Linked DNA regions of Homo sapiens: region 2 is linked to region 1. The links are chromatin loops, found by intact Hi-C in ENCODE. Cell type or tissue: Caco-2. All regions are shown on one strand. Links, peaks and the distances in the headings refer to the core of each region. The heading gives the core; the rest is flanking DNA.

Evidence for each region. A loop is a pair of places that touch in the nucleus more often than their neighbours do. Peaks named below come from ENCODE experiments on the same cell type or tissue, not always from the same donor. Only the 100,000 strongest peaks of a DNase experiment are listed, where the experiment ranks them.
Region 2: it touches region 1 in a loop (13-fold over the local background); 7 of 110 quality-filtered maps call a loop at or near these places.

The regions. Positions count from the first base shown.
Region 1 is chr4:154,924,912-154,933,203 of GRCh38, forward strand. No RefSeq gene overlaps it. Among named protein-coding and RNA genes, the nearest start is that of RBM46, 150 kb to the left of the region's middle. In Caco-2, for the core only: no CTCF peak of the experiment used is centred there; a DNase peak (open chromatin) is centred at 3,910.
Region 2 is chr4:154,850,840-154,859,131 of GRCh38, forward strand. No RefSeq gene overlaps it. Among named protein-coding and RNA genes, the nearest start is that of RBM46, 74 kb to the left of the region's middle. In Caco-2, for the core only: no CTCF peak of the experiment used is centred there; no DNase peak of the experiment used is centred there.

The sequences.
Region 1 (8,292 bases), core at 1,037-6,036:
CCTTTAGCTCAGCAAAGTTTGTTATTACCCACCTTCTGAAGCCTACTTCTGTCAAGTCAGTCATCTCAGTCTCAGCCCAGTTCTGTGCCCTTGCTGAGAGATGTTGCAGTCATTTGGAGGAGAAGAGGGACTCTGGCTTTTTGAGTTTTCAGCATTTTTGCATTAATTCTTTCTCATCTTTGTGGGCTTATCTACCTTTAATCTTTGAGGATGCTGACATTTGAATGAGGCTTTTTGGGGTCTTTTTTGTTGATGTTGTTGTTGTTTTCTTTTTGTTTTTCTTTTCAGGCCGCTCTACCATAGGGCTTCTGCAGTCCTATGGCAGCCAGAAAAAATGGCAGCCACCTCCTTCCTCTGGAAGCTCCATCCCAGGGGGTACTGACCTGTTGTGAGCCTGCACACACCTGTAGGAGGTGGCTAGAGACCCCCATGGAAGGTCTCACCCTGTCTTGAGGAATGGGATCAGGGATGCACCCAAAGAAGCAGTCTAGCTGCTTTTTGGTGGAGCAGGTGTGCTGTATTTGGGGGGGACTCTTCCTTATCCATCCGCCTGTATTCTCCAAAGCCAGCAGTTTGGAACAGCTGAATAGACTGAACTGCAGAGCTGGCAGTTGGCCCTCCCCTTGGGAGCTCTGACACAGGAGAGATCAAAGCTGTCCATAGAACCTTGGCTGGAGTGGCCAAAGCCCCTGCAGGGAGGTGCCTCCCAGTGAGAAGGAATGGATCAGGGTCCTACTTAAAGAACTAGTCTGGCCACTATTTGGAAATTGTGGGGGACCCTTCCTTGTCTGGATCTTCTGTATTCTCCACAGCTGGCAGGCTGGAACAACTGAGTCTACCAACCACAGAGATGGTGGCCATCCCCCTACCTTGCCAAACGCAGACAGTCTCAGGCAGACTCCAATCCACTGCTGTTGGCTGGCTGGGATTTCAAGCCAATGGGTCTTGTGAAGTGTGTAGAAGTGGGGCCCACAGAACCTCACTGCCTATCTCCCTGGATTCAGCTCCCTTTCTAGGGATATGTACAGACATATTTCCCACCTTGCCAGGGATCCTGGGGCTGGAGTATATAAAACTTTTGGGTTGGCCAGGCACGGTAGCTCACACCTGTAATCCTAGCACTTTGGGAGGCCAAAGCGGGCAGATCATGAATTCAGGAGATCGAGACCATCTTGGCCAACATGGTGAAATCCCATCTCTACTAAAAATACAAAAAATTAGCCAGCTGTGGTGGTGGGCGCCTGTAATCCCAGCTACTTGGGAGGCTGAGGCAGAAGAATCGCCTGAACCTAGGAGGTGGAGTTTGCAGTGAGCCGAGATGGCGCCATTGCACTCCAGCCCGGGTGACAGAGATAGACTCTGTCTCACAAAAACTAACAAACAAACAAACAAACAAAAAAACCTCTTGGATCTCTGTGTGTGCCTGAGTGACTGCTCTGCCAAGACTCCACACAACTCTGTGTATTGGACCTAAGGTCCTGATGGTATGGGCTCACAAGGGAATCTCTTCATTTGTGGGTTCTAAAGATCCTTGGGAGAAGTGTGGTTTTCTGGGCAGGGTTGCATAATCACTCACTGCTTCCTTTGGTTGGGTGGGAATTCCTTTGGCTCCTTGGCACCCATTGGCCCTGTATGCTTTTTTTCGTTCTCTATGGGTTGAGCTGTTTTCCTAGTCAGTCCCAGTGCGAGAACCTGGATGCTTCAGTTGAAGGTGCTGAATTCACCCGTTTTCACTTCTCTCTGTGAGTGCTGCTGACTGCAGCTGCTTCTAACTGGCCATCTTGGATCCCTCCTGGAGTTTGTATTAATTCTTCAATTTATTACTTCAATGCCACCCACTCACCTGAAAAACTAGGCAAAGTCTTCCACTTCTTTGTCATTAGTCAGAAAACTCCTAAAATTATTCATGCATTTTTCTGAAGTTTTCTGGAACATGTGATTACTTTTTCAGGCTTGACTGCATTAGTCACTCATAGGAAAGGTTTATTTTGTTTATCTGGCAGGCAGAATTACCAGGTTGTTTAAGTTGCTCTCTCTCACTTTTTCTTCTCAATGTGAATAATTGAATTTGCTTAGATTGAAAGTATAATGATTCTATTGCTTATGAAATTGTGTTGAAAGTTATAATGTCCTGCATATAGGTAAATGTTGTTATTGTTGATGCTATTATTAAAGAGTCTTCCTCTGGAAAAAGAAATGTGTGTAGAGACCTCAGAAAGGCATCTTTGGGGTTCAGACTTTTAGGATGAGAAAGCGCTTCTACTTTATGTGTAGCTGATATGTAGACAGAAAATGCTATAGAATGGTTGCTTTCCACTAGCCTGAACCAATAAGCATCAGCCCCTGCCCAGAGAGAGGCAGTAACTAGGGCTAGCAGCTAGAGGGAAGAAGTGGTAAGTGGGTGACTATGTCAGTTGGGTCCTCTGGAGAGCAGGCATTGAGATGCCAAGCCAGACTCTGCCTGAGGAGCTGTTCTGATAACTAAGCACCATGGGGCTATTGGGCCTGACCACTTCTTCTCAGTCTAAGTCTTCTGTAAAGAACAATCTTTGCTCTGAAGATCCCTATTGGATTATCTGGACTTCGCCAGGCCTACTTTGTGGTTTGAAGCTCTCCAGCTGAGGCCAGATCCTGGAGACACTGCAGTTAGAGGCACTCTGCATGCTCTACAGATAAGCAACAAGTTCTTTTCTGATAAGAGATGTAAGTGGCACACATTCATAGCTGATGTGCCAGGGTCTCTGCCTAGGACTCGGGTCAATGTCAGGGGTTTGGTGTCTGAGGATAATGCAACATTGACTGGATGGCCACTTTAAATTGGGTGGCCTATAGGGTTAATTAAGATGGGGAATAATGGCCATTTGGTAAGTATTTGGGTTAAAGGAAGGATCCCAGTCTCTAAAACTATGGCTCCAGTTTAGTACTGCATCAGAAATAATTTGTTCTTGAGGTAAATTCACTGCAATGTGGACCCGGAGCTTCTTTACTTCCCACTGACAATGAAAAAAAATTGACCCTGGATACAGAGATGGGGCAGAGACTTTAGGGAGGGGCAACCAAGTTGCCTAACATTTAGAGGGAGGAATATAACAGGTAGAGAGCAGATATATTTAACAAAAAGTTTTCTGCTTGGTTGGAGTGCCTTGGCCAAAAGCATTCTTGTAAAATGCAACTTCATCACTTCCTCTATACTACATGAACTCCCAGGGTCAGCATTCATTTATTGGATCAGCAAGATATTTGAGGCTAGGCCATACTCTGGGACTCTTCTATAACTCCTCAATAATTGCCTTTTATTAAGAGCTAAAGATGTATCAAGCATTTTTCAAATATTATCCATGGTGTTCACAACTGTCATGATCCACTCTGTTATCTTCATCTGACAGAAGAGAGATCAGGTGACTTGTTCAAGATTACATAGAGTATATATATGGTAGAGCTGCAAACCTGGGCTTTTTCTAAGACTGCTCTGGTTTTCTAATAGTTTATGAGTCACGATTTATGGCATATATTAATCAAGTCATTGCAAAAGTAATGAAAGAGGCATTTGATGGCCCTTTATTGTTCTGGGATTTGAACACCCAAGATAACATAATGGAGAAGGAAATGAGGGAAGGGTGTTAAGAGATTGTCATCTTTATATGATACATTTTACAGTTGTCCTGTGATATTTGCCCTTAAACTGCTCTTTAGATAAGAGTAGAATCTATTGTTACTTCTACACCATTATATTTCTCTTCAAGATGTGCCCAAAGGCACATCTTCTTTGGGAGGCACCAAAACTAAAAATAATAAGATGATCTATGTAGCATCTGTTCTCCTTCATATTACACTGGTCTTCAAGTTAAGTTTTGCTCACTGGGTAGCTTTCCCATCACTGCTGTTTGCCCATGCCTGTGCATTTGAGGATCTGCTCCGTGTTCCCGTAGCTCCTCCTAGTGGAAGTTCACAAGTGAATGGACTTCCAGGATTTATATTAAGAATTTGAAAATTATATTCTAGACTATGTTTCTAAATTATGTGAAAACAAGATTGTGTGACCGGAAGTAATACATTTGTTCTGAAAATTGAAAAACATAAATAGGGTATTTTAAAAATCTTTATTCTAATATTCATTACTTGATAAATATTACTGTAAAGATATTTCTCAACAAAAGATGCACCCGCTATAATTTCTAAATTGCAAATAATAAAAGCCAGTGCTCTTAATATCCACATCCTCTTATTTTGCAATATTCTTTAAAATAGGGGCCCTGTTAGTCCTCGTAGCTGCAGTGTCTATCAGCTAACCTGGTTCTTAATAGCGTAGAGAACAAAACCCTTCACCATTGGAGAACTCAAAGAAAATAAACTGTAGTTAGTTCAAAATACCTCTTCACTGTTTCAGCTAGACCTGAAACTTGGGGTAAAAAAGTCACAGTCTGTAAACCCAGGTAGGTGGGAAACAAATTTCCCCATGGACCAAATGTTTGATTTCTTGCTTTGAAAGGGTAACTAATACCCTATGAAAAATGGAGAGTGTCATTGTAAAATGTCACATCTGATTTCATTTAGATAATGACTTTTTATCTTTACTCTTCTAAGTGAATGGCATTCAGAGTTGATTGTTTTAGAAGAACGTCATGCAGAACCAAAGTGTTTTCTCTGTTTATATTTTTATTTTGATTGAACTGAAAATATCTTCTTTGTGGTCATTTAGCTTATCAAACTTCTGTCAAGTTTTGTAGATCTGTTTTTTAAAAATGGACTAATAATTCCACAGGGCTCAGTGGGCAGTGCCTATGTCCCCTTTCCAAGAAAGGGAATACCCTAAGTGAGGGCTGGTATCCAAAAAGTTCCCAACATCTGGGGGCCATTTATCGGGGACCTCATTTGATGGGTCATTACTGAATATTAAATATTTGAATATTACCCTTGTCCTAAACCAGCACACAACACTCATTCCCTCAGTTGCTGAGAGGTTGGTGGTTCAATGCTCTCAACTGAGTCCCTCTCCAGGAAGTTGAAGAGAATAGCCTGGCCTAAAGTTATACCTCACCCGCTTCCCAGTTAGCCTGAGTCTAATGACTGGCCCAAGACAGAATATAAAGACTGGATTCCTTGCCTCAACTTGAGGTTAAGCTGAAGGCCTATCTCAGCCGTGGAACTCCCAGCAGGATCATCTGGGGCCTCTGTGTGACTACAGTGCAGTTCTTCTACCCACTCTGTCCAGTTCTAATTCCTTCCTCCTCCTCAGCTGTTGAGGCCAAGAGCTCTTTTCAATAAACTTCCTCAGTGTATGTTTCCCAAAGAACTCAAACTGTAACATTCACACAGTATAATTTTGGGCAAATATAACAGTAGCATGCATGTGAAGGACTCAGTTGGACACAATAAGGCTTTATAACTACACAAAACAAATCAACTGATGTAGGAAGCTGAAGGTCTGTGGGTCGTGACCAACACAGCATTCTGCTGGAGGCTATATGATCGAACAGCAAACTTTATCATGAATGCAGAATGTGGGCAAACTTGCGACTGCACCTGCTGCCAGAAGGTTTGCTGAGGGCAGTTACTCCCTGGTGTCATGCTCCTTGAGGTTATCTACTGGAATACCTGGAGACTACTGTTCAAAGAATGCAGTCCTGCAGGCCTGCACCCAGTCAAGCAGCTGACCACAACCACCCCCTTCTCCCTATCTCATTTACTCAATAAATATGAAGGGCTATAGAAGCTCAGGGCCCTTGTTCACTAGAAGCAAGGAGCCCCCGACCCCTTCTTCCAAATATACTCTTTTGTCTTTGTCTTTATTCCCAGGTTTGTCCTACTTTGTTCAGTCCAGCAAGGTCCGCGGCAAATTGATAATTCACATGAGAACATTTGTCACCCTGTATCTGAAGCAGGTTGAAGGCAAAGTGAAAGGGAAGCTACTTTTTATTTTGAGACAGAGTCTCACTCTGTCGCCCAGGCTGGAGGGCAGTGACATGATCACAGCTGAGTGCAACCTCCGCCTCCCGGGTTCAAGCATTACTCCTGCCTCAGGCACATGCCACCATGCCCAGCTAATTTTTGTAGTTTTAGTAGGTACGTGGTTTTACCATGTTGCCCAAGCTGGTCTTGAACTCTTGACCTCAGGTGTGCAAAGCTCCCAAAGTGCAAGGAGCTATATTTAATATATACACAACTACTTATTCCCCTCCCAGCTTTACTGAGTTATGATTGACAAAATAAAACTGTATATATCTAATGTGTACAATGTGATGTTTTGATATATGTACATGTTGTAAAATGATTACCACTATCAAGTTAATTGACATATCCATCACCTCACAGAGTTACCTTTTGTTGTGTGGTGAGAACATTTATGATCTACTCTCTTAGCAAATTTGAAGTCTATAATTTGATGTTACTAATTATAGTCACCATGCTGTATATTAGGTCTCCAGAACTTATTCATCCTTTATAAATAAATCTTTGTACACTTTGACCAACATCTCTTCATTTCCCTCTCTGCTCTATGGGTTCCACTTTTTTAGATTCCACATGTGAATGAGATCATGCAGTACTTGTCTTTCTGGGTCTGGTTTATTTCACTCAGGATAATGTCCTCTAGGTTAATTCATGTTGTCACAAATGACAGAATTTTTAAAAAAAATTTTAAAGTCTGAATAATATTCCATTATAAATATACATTACTTTTTCCTTATCCATTTGTCTGTTCATGAGCACTTAGGTTGATTCAATATCTTGGCTATTGTGAACAATGCTGCAATAAACATGGGAGTGCAGATCTCTGTTTGAAATACTGATTTTTTTTCCCTTTGGAAAATATACTCAGAAGTGGAACTGCTGAATCATATGATAGTTCTGTTTTTAATTTTTAAAGAAACCTCCATAGTATTTTCTATAATGGCTGTATCAATTAACATTCTCACTAACAGTGCAAAAGGGTTCCCTTTTCCTTACATCTTCACCAACACTCACTATCTTTTTTCTTTTTGGTAAGAGCTATTTGAACTAGTGTGAGGTGATACCTCATTGTGGTTTTGGTTTTTATTTCCCTGATGATTAGTGATGTTGAACATTGTTTCACCTACTTGGTGGCTGTTTCTGTGTCTTCTTTTGAGAAATACCTATTCAGGTCCTTTGCCCATTTTGAAATCAGCTTATTTGTTTTCTTGCTATTGAGCTGTTTGAGTTCTTTGTTTCAAATATTAACCTCTTTTTGAATATATGCCTTGCAAATATTTTCTCCCATTAAATAGGCTATCTCTTCACTCCATTGATTGTATCTTTATCTGTGCAGAAGGTTTTTATTTTCATACAATCCCATTTGTCTATTTTTGCTTTTGTTTCCTGTGTTTTTGGCGTCATATCCAAAAAGTCATTGCAAAGATCAATGTCAAGAAGGTTTTCCCCTGTTTTCTTCCAGTAATTTAAAAATTTCAGGCCTTATGTTTAAGTCTTTAATCGATTTTTTGGGTTGAATTTTTAACATGGTGTGAGATAAGGTTCAATTTCTCAATAAGGTGAAATATGGTTCAATTTCATTCTTCTGCATGTGGTTATCCAGTGTTCTCTATGCCATTTTTAAAGAGACTATCATTTCCCTTGTGTGCCCTTGGCAACTCTGTCAAGAATTAATTGACTAAAAATAAGTGGAATTATTTCTGGACTATTTTGTTCCATTGGTCTATGTGTCTATATTTATGCCAAAACCATACTGTTTTGATTATTATAGCTTTGTAGCATATTTTGAAATCAGGCGGTGTGATACCTTAAGCTTTGTTCATTTTGCTCAGGATTGCTTGGCTGTTTGGAGTCTTTTCATATTCCGTATGAATTTTAGAATTTTTTTTTGTCTCTGTGAAAAATGTCATTGGGATTGCATTGAATCTGTAGATTGCTATGTGTAATATGAGCATTTTAACAATATTAAATATTCTAATTAATGAACATGGGATATCTTTGCATTTATTTGTGTCTTCATCAATTTCTTTTATCAATATCTTATAGTTTTCAGTGTACTGATCTTTCACTTCTTTGGCTAAATTTATTCCTTGGTATTTTTATGGTATTATAATTAGGATTGTTTTCTTAATTTTTTTCAAGTGGTTTGTTGTTAGTGAAGAGAAATACAACTGATTTTTGTGTGTTGATTTTATATTCTGCAGCTTTATTGAATTTGCTGATTAGTTATAAAGATCTTTTGTGGAGTCTTTAGGGTTTCCTATCTGCAAGATCACGTCACCTGGAAACAGAGACAATTTTACCTTTTTTTTTTTTTCCAATTTGTATACCTTTATTTTTTTC
Region 2 (8,292 bases), core at 1,727-6,726, 73 kb before region 1:
TAGAGGGGAAAGGATGGGTTTGAAAGGTTTGGGAAGGGATTGGCTATAGACATTGGGGATGAGAAAAGAAATCAGGAGAAGCTTTAGTTTTCCTACTAGTAGAATTAGGTGGTATGCAGGGTATGCTATATTGGCAATGAGTTTTATTTATGCTCTTCTTTATTCCCTCCTGTATTGTAAGGGCAGAGAGGCTAAAAACTACATTTTCCAGATTCCTTTGCAGTGGTGGTTCTGGGTTTGATTCAGGTAGTGTGAATAAGATGCACTCACAGGACCCCTGGAATTTGAAGGTGAGACAGAGGCCCTCTTTCTATTGCTGTGCTGGCTGGTGACAATAGTTAAATATACATGTTTTCAGTAGCAGATGGCAATTCCTAGTGTCTAGTCATGAACTTTGTGGGTGTGAGGCACTCGTGGTGGCAGTAGTTGTGGTAGCAGCAACACCAGCAGCTACCTGATTAAATTGCAGCTGGGGGCAAGGGGGTGTGATCTTGAAATCCAAATTGTCCATGGGTGGGCTCCTTACTTATGTTTCTGTCTAGCAATTTTTTCAGCACCCAATTTCTTGTGCTAAGTCCCCTTCTGTGTGAAATATCTAGAATGTTTTCTGTTTCTTGTGCTGAAGCTTGACTGGCATGGTTGGGAGTCAATATCTTGCTATATTTGGTATGTGGAAACCATCTCTACTAAGTTGCTGGTTATGTTCATCAGTCACTGAGTATCTGAAATTTTCACCTTTCCAGAGAATTAAGCTGAGACATTGAAACCTATGTAGGTCAATATAGGTGAAGTGTCAATTAGATCAGAAAAAATGCTTAAAAATTTAGAAAATACCATGAGATTCTTGCCTTGCAATGTGTTATACGCTGCTAATAAAGATATACCTGAGACTGGATAATTTATAAAGGAAAAGGTTTAATTTACTCACAGTTCCACATGGCTAGGGAGGCTGCACAATCATGGTGGAAGTCAAATGAGAAGCATCTTACATGATAGCAGGCAAGAGAGTGTGTGCAGGGAAACTCCCCTTTATAAAGCCATCAGATCTCATGAGACTTATTCACTATCATGAGAACAGCATGATAATGACCCACCACCATGATTCATTATGTCCCACCAGGTCCCTCCCATGACATGTGGAAATTATGGGAACTACAATTCAAGATAAGATTTGGGTGGGGACACAGTCAAACCATATAATTCCACACCTGGTCTCTCCCAAATCTCATGTCCTCACATTTCAAAACCAATCGTGACATCCCAACAGTTCCCCAAAGTCTTAACTCATTTCAGCCTTAACTCAAAAGTCCATAGTCCAAAGTCTTATCTGAGTCAAGGAAGTCCTTTCCATCTATGAGCCTGTAAAATCAAAAGCAAGTTAGGTGCTTCCTAGATGCAATGGGGGTACAGGCATTAGGTAAATAGAGCTGTTCGCAATGGGAGAAATTGGCCAAAACAAAGGGGCTACAGGTCCCATGCAAGTCCAAAATCCAGGGGGGCAGTCAAATCTTAAAGCTCTAAAATTATTTCCTTTAACTCCATGTCTCACATCCAGGTCACACTGATGCAAGAGGTAGATTCCCACGGTCTTGGACAGATCCACCCCTGTGGCTTTGCAGTACAGCCCCCTTCCTGGCTGCTTTCACGGGCTGGCATTGAGTGTCTGCAGCTTTTCCAGTTACACAGTGCAAGCTTTTGGTGGATCTTGCATTCTGGGGTCTGGAGGATGGTGGCCCTCTTCTCATAGTTCCACTAGGCAGTGCCCTCATGCGGACTCTGTGAGGAGGCTGCAACCCCACATTTCCCTTATGCACTGCCGTAGCAGAGGTTCTCCATGAGGGTTCCGCCCCTGCAGTCCACCTCTGCCTGGACATTCATGCGTTGCCATACATCCTCTGAAGTCTAGGTGGAGGTTCCCAAACCTCAATTTTTGACTTCAGTGCACCCACAGGCCCAACACCATGTGTAAGCTTCCAAGTCTTGGGGCTTGCACCCTGTAAAGCAGTGACCTGAGGTATACATTGGCCCCTTTTAGCCACGGGACACAGAACACCAAGTCCCGAGACTGCACAAAGAAGCAAGGCCCTGGGCCTGGCCCAGGAAACCAGTTTTTCCTCCTAGGCCTCCTGACTTGGGATGGAAGGGGCTGCTGTGAAGTCCTCTGACATGCCCTAGAGACATTTTCCTCATTGTCTTGGCAATTAACATTTGGCTCCTCATTACTCTTGCAAATTTCTGCAGCTGGCTTGAATTTCTCCTCAGAAAGTGGGTTTTTCTTTCCTATTGCATAGTCAGGCTGTACATTTTCTGAACTTTTATGCTCTGCTTCCTTTTTAAACATATGTTCTAATTCCAAGCCATATCTTTGTGAATACATAAAACTCAGTGCTTTTTAACAGTACCCAAGTCACCTCTTGAACACTTTGCTGCTTAGAAATTTCTTCCACTAGATATTCTAAATCATCTCTCTCAAGTTCAAAGCTCCCCAAATCTCTAGGATAGGGGCAAAATGCCACCAGACTCTTTGCTAAAACGTAGCAAGAGTCACCTTTGCTCCAGTTCCCAACAAGTTCCTCATCTCCATCTGAGACCACCTCAGCCTAGACTTTATTGTCCATTTCATTATCAGCATTTGGGTCAAAGCCATTCAATAAGTCTCTAGGAAGTTCCAAACTTTCCCACATCTTCCTGTCTTCTGAGCCCTCCAAGTCATTAGGAAGTTCCAAACTTTCCCACATTTTCCTCTCTTCTTCTGAGCCGTCCAAACTGTTTCAACCTCTGCCTGTTACGCAGTTCCAAAGTCACTTCCACAATTTTGGGTATCTTTACAGCAGTACCCCACTACCCAGTACCAATTTACTGTATTAGTCTGTTCTCATGCTGCTAATAAAAACATACCCGAGACTGGGTAATTTATAAAGGAAAGGAGTTTAATTGACTCCCAGTTCCACGTGGCTGGGGAGGCCTCACAATCATGGTGGAAGAGGAAGGAAGAGCAAAGACATGTCTTACATTGCAGCAGGCAAGAGAGTATGTGCAGGGGATCTCCCCTTTACAAAACCATCAGATCTTGTGAGACTTATTCACTATCATGAGAACAGTATAGGAAAAACCTGCCCCCATGATTCAATTACCTCCCACCAAGTTTCTCCCATGACACTTGGAAATTATGGGAGGTACAATTCAAGATGAGATTTGGGTGGGGACACAGCAAACCATATTATGTATGACCCACCAGAAAAAAAAACCCTGGTGGATGAACAAATAAAGTGTTAAAAATTGAACACATAATCATGTGCACTCCACAATAAGAGAATAATCCCAGATATAAAATGAGCCTCAAGTTGTCACCCCATTTTAGGAAACAGTCACAAGCTAGCCTACCTTCTTAACCACCTCCTTAGATATTCCTGCCCTGCAACTCTGTATAATCAGAGAACCCACAGCTATTCTAAGGGCAGACCAGAAGGAGGAAATTTCATGCATCATGCTTCTTTTTGTTTGAGGTTTATGGGGAGGAGAAAACAATGAGTATGTCCTCTTCACCTAGATTTGCCGAAATTATGCCAAAGAATGCACCTCAGTGGTGACTTTTTCCAAGGTGCCTTCTCTCAGAAGCCCTGAAAAGAGGTGGGACCACTGTTTTTTCCTTCCCCTGGCAAGAATGAGTGTTCCAGAAGCTGTTAAAGGTTATGAAGTTACCTGAGTTTTCCTGCAGGGGGAAACATCCTCCAGTTTATGAGGAATAAAATATATATCAAACCCTACAGCATCAGCAATCCGGCTTAGTAAAGATTGTATGTGCTTTTTAAAAATAAAAGTTGTATGTGCTTGATTCCTATGCTATTTTTATTTAGTGAAGGATAATTCTGTGCCTTTTTTTAAATAAAAAAGGAACTTTAAAAGGATATGTGTTATCTTAGATAACTCCTAGTTGACCCTTGTATAACATTTATTGCATGTATAGTTCTTGGATGGCCTGCATCATCCGTGAGCATAACTGGCCACCTACTATAATTTGTTATTAAAATTGCAGAGCTAGAAAGCGTGACTACAATCAGAGGTAAAGGCTAAAGGAATGAGTGAGATATTCAGAAAAGAATAGGGTAGGAATTGCCGTTCCTTCATGCATTCACTCAATCAAATTTATTAACTGTGTCTCATGTGTGAGACACTGTGCTACGTGCTAGGGATACCAAAGTGAATAATGTTTTTGACTTTGAATTCAAAGTGAAAAAAATTAATGTTTGTCAATAAGCATTGTAAACATTTCTTTTCAATTTGATTTTTATAACTTTATTTTTCAGAAAGGTAAATGGGTCATATTGTTGTCATCTGATTTGGCCTTTGAGCCTAGAAAGGAGAGATCAGTTTTACTTTCTTTATGATATTTTACCTGGTCCTCAACCACTTCATGGCAATACCCAGAGGACTTTGCCAGATCTTCACTTTCCTTAACTTTTCTGCATCATTTAGTGCCATTTCTTAGAAGGCTTTACTTGTATGCAATTTGCAAAGTGGTTACACAAGTACTATTTTTTAATCCTCCTTTCAAGTTCTCTAATGTTAACAGTTCAGTGAAGCTGAGTTACAGTGAAATTATGTGAAATGACAAGTATCACTTCTCCCACACCTAAGCATGTTATCAACGATATTATTATTACTATATAGATCTTCTTCATGGGACCTCTAGTTATCTAGTGGGTATCTAAAACTCAACATATCTATAACTTGACCAAACATGACTCTTATCTCTTAAGTCAATTACTCTTTTTCCAAATGTGTATAAGCACTAAAGTACCTTCATTGTTCAGGTCTCTGAGGTTTAAAATCCTGATCCTCTTACTTCCATCAGTCACAAAAATCTTCCCTTTTCACTTCCAAATGTATTTTGCTTTATTTCCATCTTGTTTACCTGCTGCTGACACTCTCTAGAGCCTGAAACAATGGTTCAGGTTAGTTCTTGCCTGGACAATTGTAGTAGCTTTCAAATTGAGCTTGATATTGAAGTCTTTTTTTCTTTAATAAACAAAGCTTATAATTACATATTGTTGGTGAGTGTATTTTTTATTACCTATTTCCTTGAAGGCAAGGAAGGACCCATGTATATACAGCACTTAGGATAATACATAAAAGTTTCTCAATAACTGTTAGTTGAATGAAAGTTGGATTGATGAATGCTGCTGTAATAAATCTTCCTGGATGGGCACAATGGCTCATGCCTATATTTCCAACACTTTGGTAGGCTGAGGCAGGTGGATTGCTTATGCTCAGGAGTTACAGACCAGTCTGGGCAACATGGCAAAACTCCATCTCTTAAAAAAAAAAAAAAATTAGCTGAGCATGGTGGCACGTGCCTGTGGTCTCAGTTACCTGGGAGGCTGAGGTGGTGGGATCACCTGAGCCTGGGTGGTTGTGGCTGCAGTGAACCGAAATCGCACCACTATACTCCAGCTTGGGTGACAGAGTGAGACCCTGTCTCAAAAAAAATAATAATAAAAAAAAATAAGTCTTCCCAAAGCCTAGTTCTGATTATATCAACCTTGCCCCGAAGCTTCCACAGCCAACCCAGGTCTGAACTCCATTGTCACTGTCTGCCCTACACCTATTTTTCCAGTTGTTTTTCACAGGGATCTTTGTTTATAAGACACTTAAATTAATGGAAACCAGTTTAAATAAAAACGGGCATCTATTTTGGAAAGTTGCAGATGTATGTATCTCACGGAATGTGATATGCAAGAGCATATAATGCAGGCTAGTCTCATGAGGGATTATAACCAACTGTAAAGAAACTCATCCAAAGTCAAGGTTCCATCTCTCCTTCACCTAGTCTCTTATCTGTGCTTTTCTTTTGGTGTCTGCATCATTCTTCACCTTTTCTGTGGACTGGCTTTCATTCATTCACTAATTCAATAAATTTTTATAGAGTAATGCTATGTGCTGGGTACCATTCTACACTGTTCTGGATATAGGTAAACAGCACAAATCCCTGCCCCCCTGGAGCTTATAATCTAGTTGGAGAGAAGCCTAATTAATAACCATAGAAATATACTGTCAGGTAGGTGCTTTGAAGAAAACAGGGATAAGGAAAAGTGAGTGAAGAGTCATCTTATACAGGAGGAAGGGTGACATTTGAGAAGATAATTGGATAAGGAAGTACTGAGCTCCAGTGACGGATCAAGGTGGGAGTCTAAAGGTACAACCATTTTAGCCCAGTGAAAGATAATAATGAGGCGCCATTCAGTGCCAGACCTTCCTGTGGTGTTGGCACAAGATGTCAGGCCTGCACAGACAACATCTCCCTCCATTCCTTTCCCCACTTCCCTTCCTTGCATAGGTATCGATCCCAAAGTCACTCCTTAATAAACATTCTAAACACTAACCTCTACCACTGGGTCTGCTTCCTAGAGCCTGCTACCTACTCTTGGTTGGTACCAAGAGTCTGCAGAGAAAGCAAGTGATAAGATTGAGTTTTGGAGTCAGACCACTCTCTGCTGAGCTGACAACAAAGGCTCCATCTCTGGTAGGTAGAGTGCGAATAGCTCCTGGTACCAGCATATGCTGCAACTGTTAAAAACTAACACTGTAGGTGAATTGGGATGATACACTGGTAAAAAGGAATATGGTCACTGGTGCAATGCATCAACTATTTGAAAGTACAGAGGAAATGTAAACTTTAAGAACAATGGAATTTGATGGCTGTAGGTGAATTTGATGGATGCTCTAAAAATTATGAGAAGCTGAAAGCATTTAATAGGCAATTGAAAATCAAATGTGAAAGCCAGAGGGCCTGTGTATCTTACAAAGAGGCTCTCATCTTTTGAAGAGGGAGATCAGATAAAGCTGTGGACCCGCCCAGGACTTAATTGTCAGAGCAACTCAGCTCCAGAAAGGTTTAAACTACTAACCTAGGCAGGTGGGCTATACAAAGGTAAGAGCCCCCTGGTTGAGATAGAATGGAACCCTGACATATAGACTGGTGACATATCAGGGGATTCCCTCCATCTCCAAATCTTGAGCACCCAGATTCCCCTGAATTAACCCCTCTACATGCCTGGAGACAATGCAAAGGCCCCTCTCCTCAAAGTCAGTGTGTTCCCCACCCCCACTCCTCGACCCACCCAGGATCTTCCCCTATGTCTCCTCCTGGCCTTGAGGCCTAGACAGACCTAGAGTCAAGTCTCAGCAGAATCCAGCTGGGAAGCTCTGGGCCTAATAACGGAGGAAAGGGAATATACCTCAAAGGCGTTGCAAGACTGAGTCACCACGTATCAGCAAAAGACAAGATCCTATAAATGGGAAAGGATTCTAAGGGTGCTTGGTCAGTCAAGAAGGCTAACATAAAATTGATGAATGCAGAATGTATTGATTTGTGGGCATTCTTCTGTAATACAAGATTTGATACCCCAGGAAGGATCCCAGAAGATGGTGTGAATTCAATACCAGGATGGTTGCTACCAGGATGGGTGCCAGGGCGCTGATGTACAAGCTGAAATGTGAAAAAGTGGTGGCAAGTAGCCAAGCCAAGGGAGGTTGTGGGTGGCTGGCATTGGGACAGGGCAATGTTAGGAGGCTTCTCCTGAGTTGTTGGCCAGGCCTCACTGCTCTTGCTGCTGCTCAATCACTGCTGCAGACTGTCCTGTTCTCCTCAAAGAGTCTGCTCCTCAAACTCCTACTCCCCAAGGCACAGAATTTAAGCTTCTCAGAGCTTTCTACCTCCAGAAAATCTCATCCTTTCCTTATATGCATGTGGTGGAAGTAAATATAAATCTGCTTTAAGTTTGTTTCTAAATAAGAAACGTAAGAATACCCCAGTGGTTTTCTCTAAGCAGCAGATGTCCTGGTAGGAATTCAGACCTGAGCATCCAGAGGTTATCTTAAAAATCGTGGTCTATTGCCTCCTTGTCCTCCAACAGCTCACCTTCCAATGAATATTCTAAAACTTAATCTCTTACCATCTCTCCTTAAATATATTAATGTGAGAGAACAGAAGAAAGTTTTAGGCTAGATATTCATTTGGTTGGAGATTTCAATGTGAACAGTTTCTGAAAGTATTTAAAAAGAGGGCCTAGAAATAAAAGATACAACTCGAAGAGCCTGTGGCTTGAGCAGAGCGTGTGATGATTGCAATGGCAAGGTATGAAGCAGGAGAGCTAAGAAGAGGCAGATGATGTCAGGTTTTATAAACCAGGCTAAAAAGTCATAACCTAGGGTAGTAGTGAGCAAAAGGAGGGCTTTATTCAGAGCTGCATCATCGTCAAGTTACACCTTTTTATAGTCTGGAGAATAACT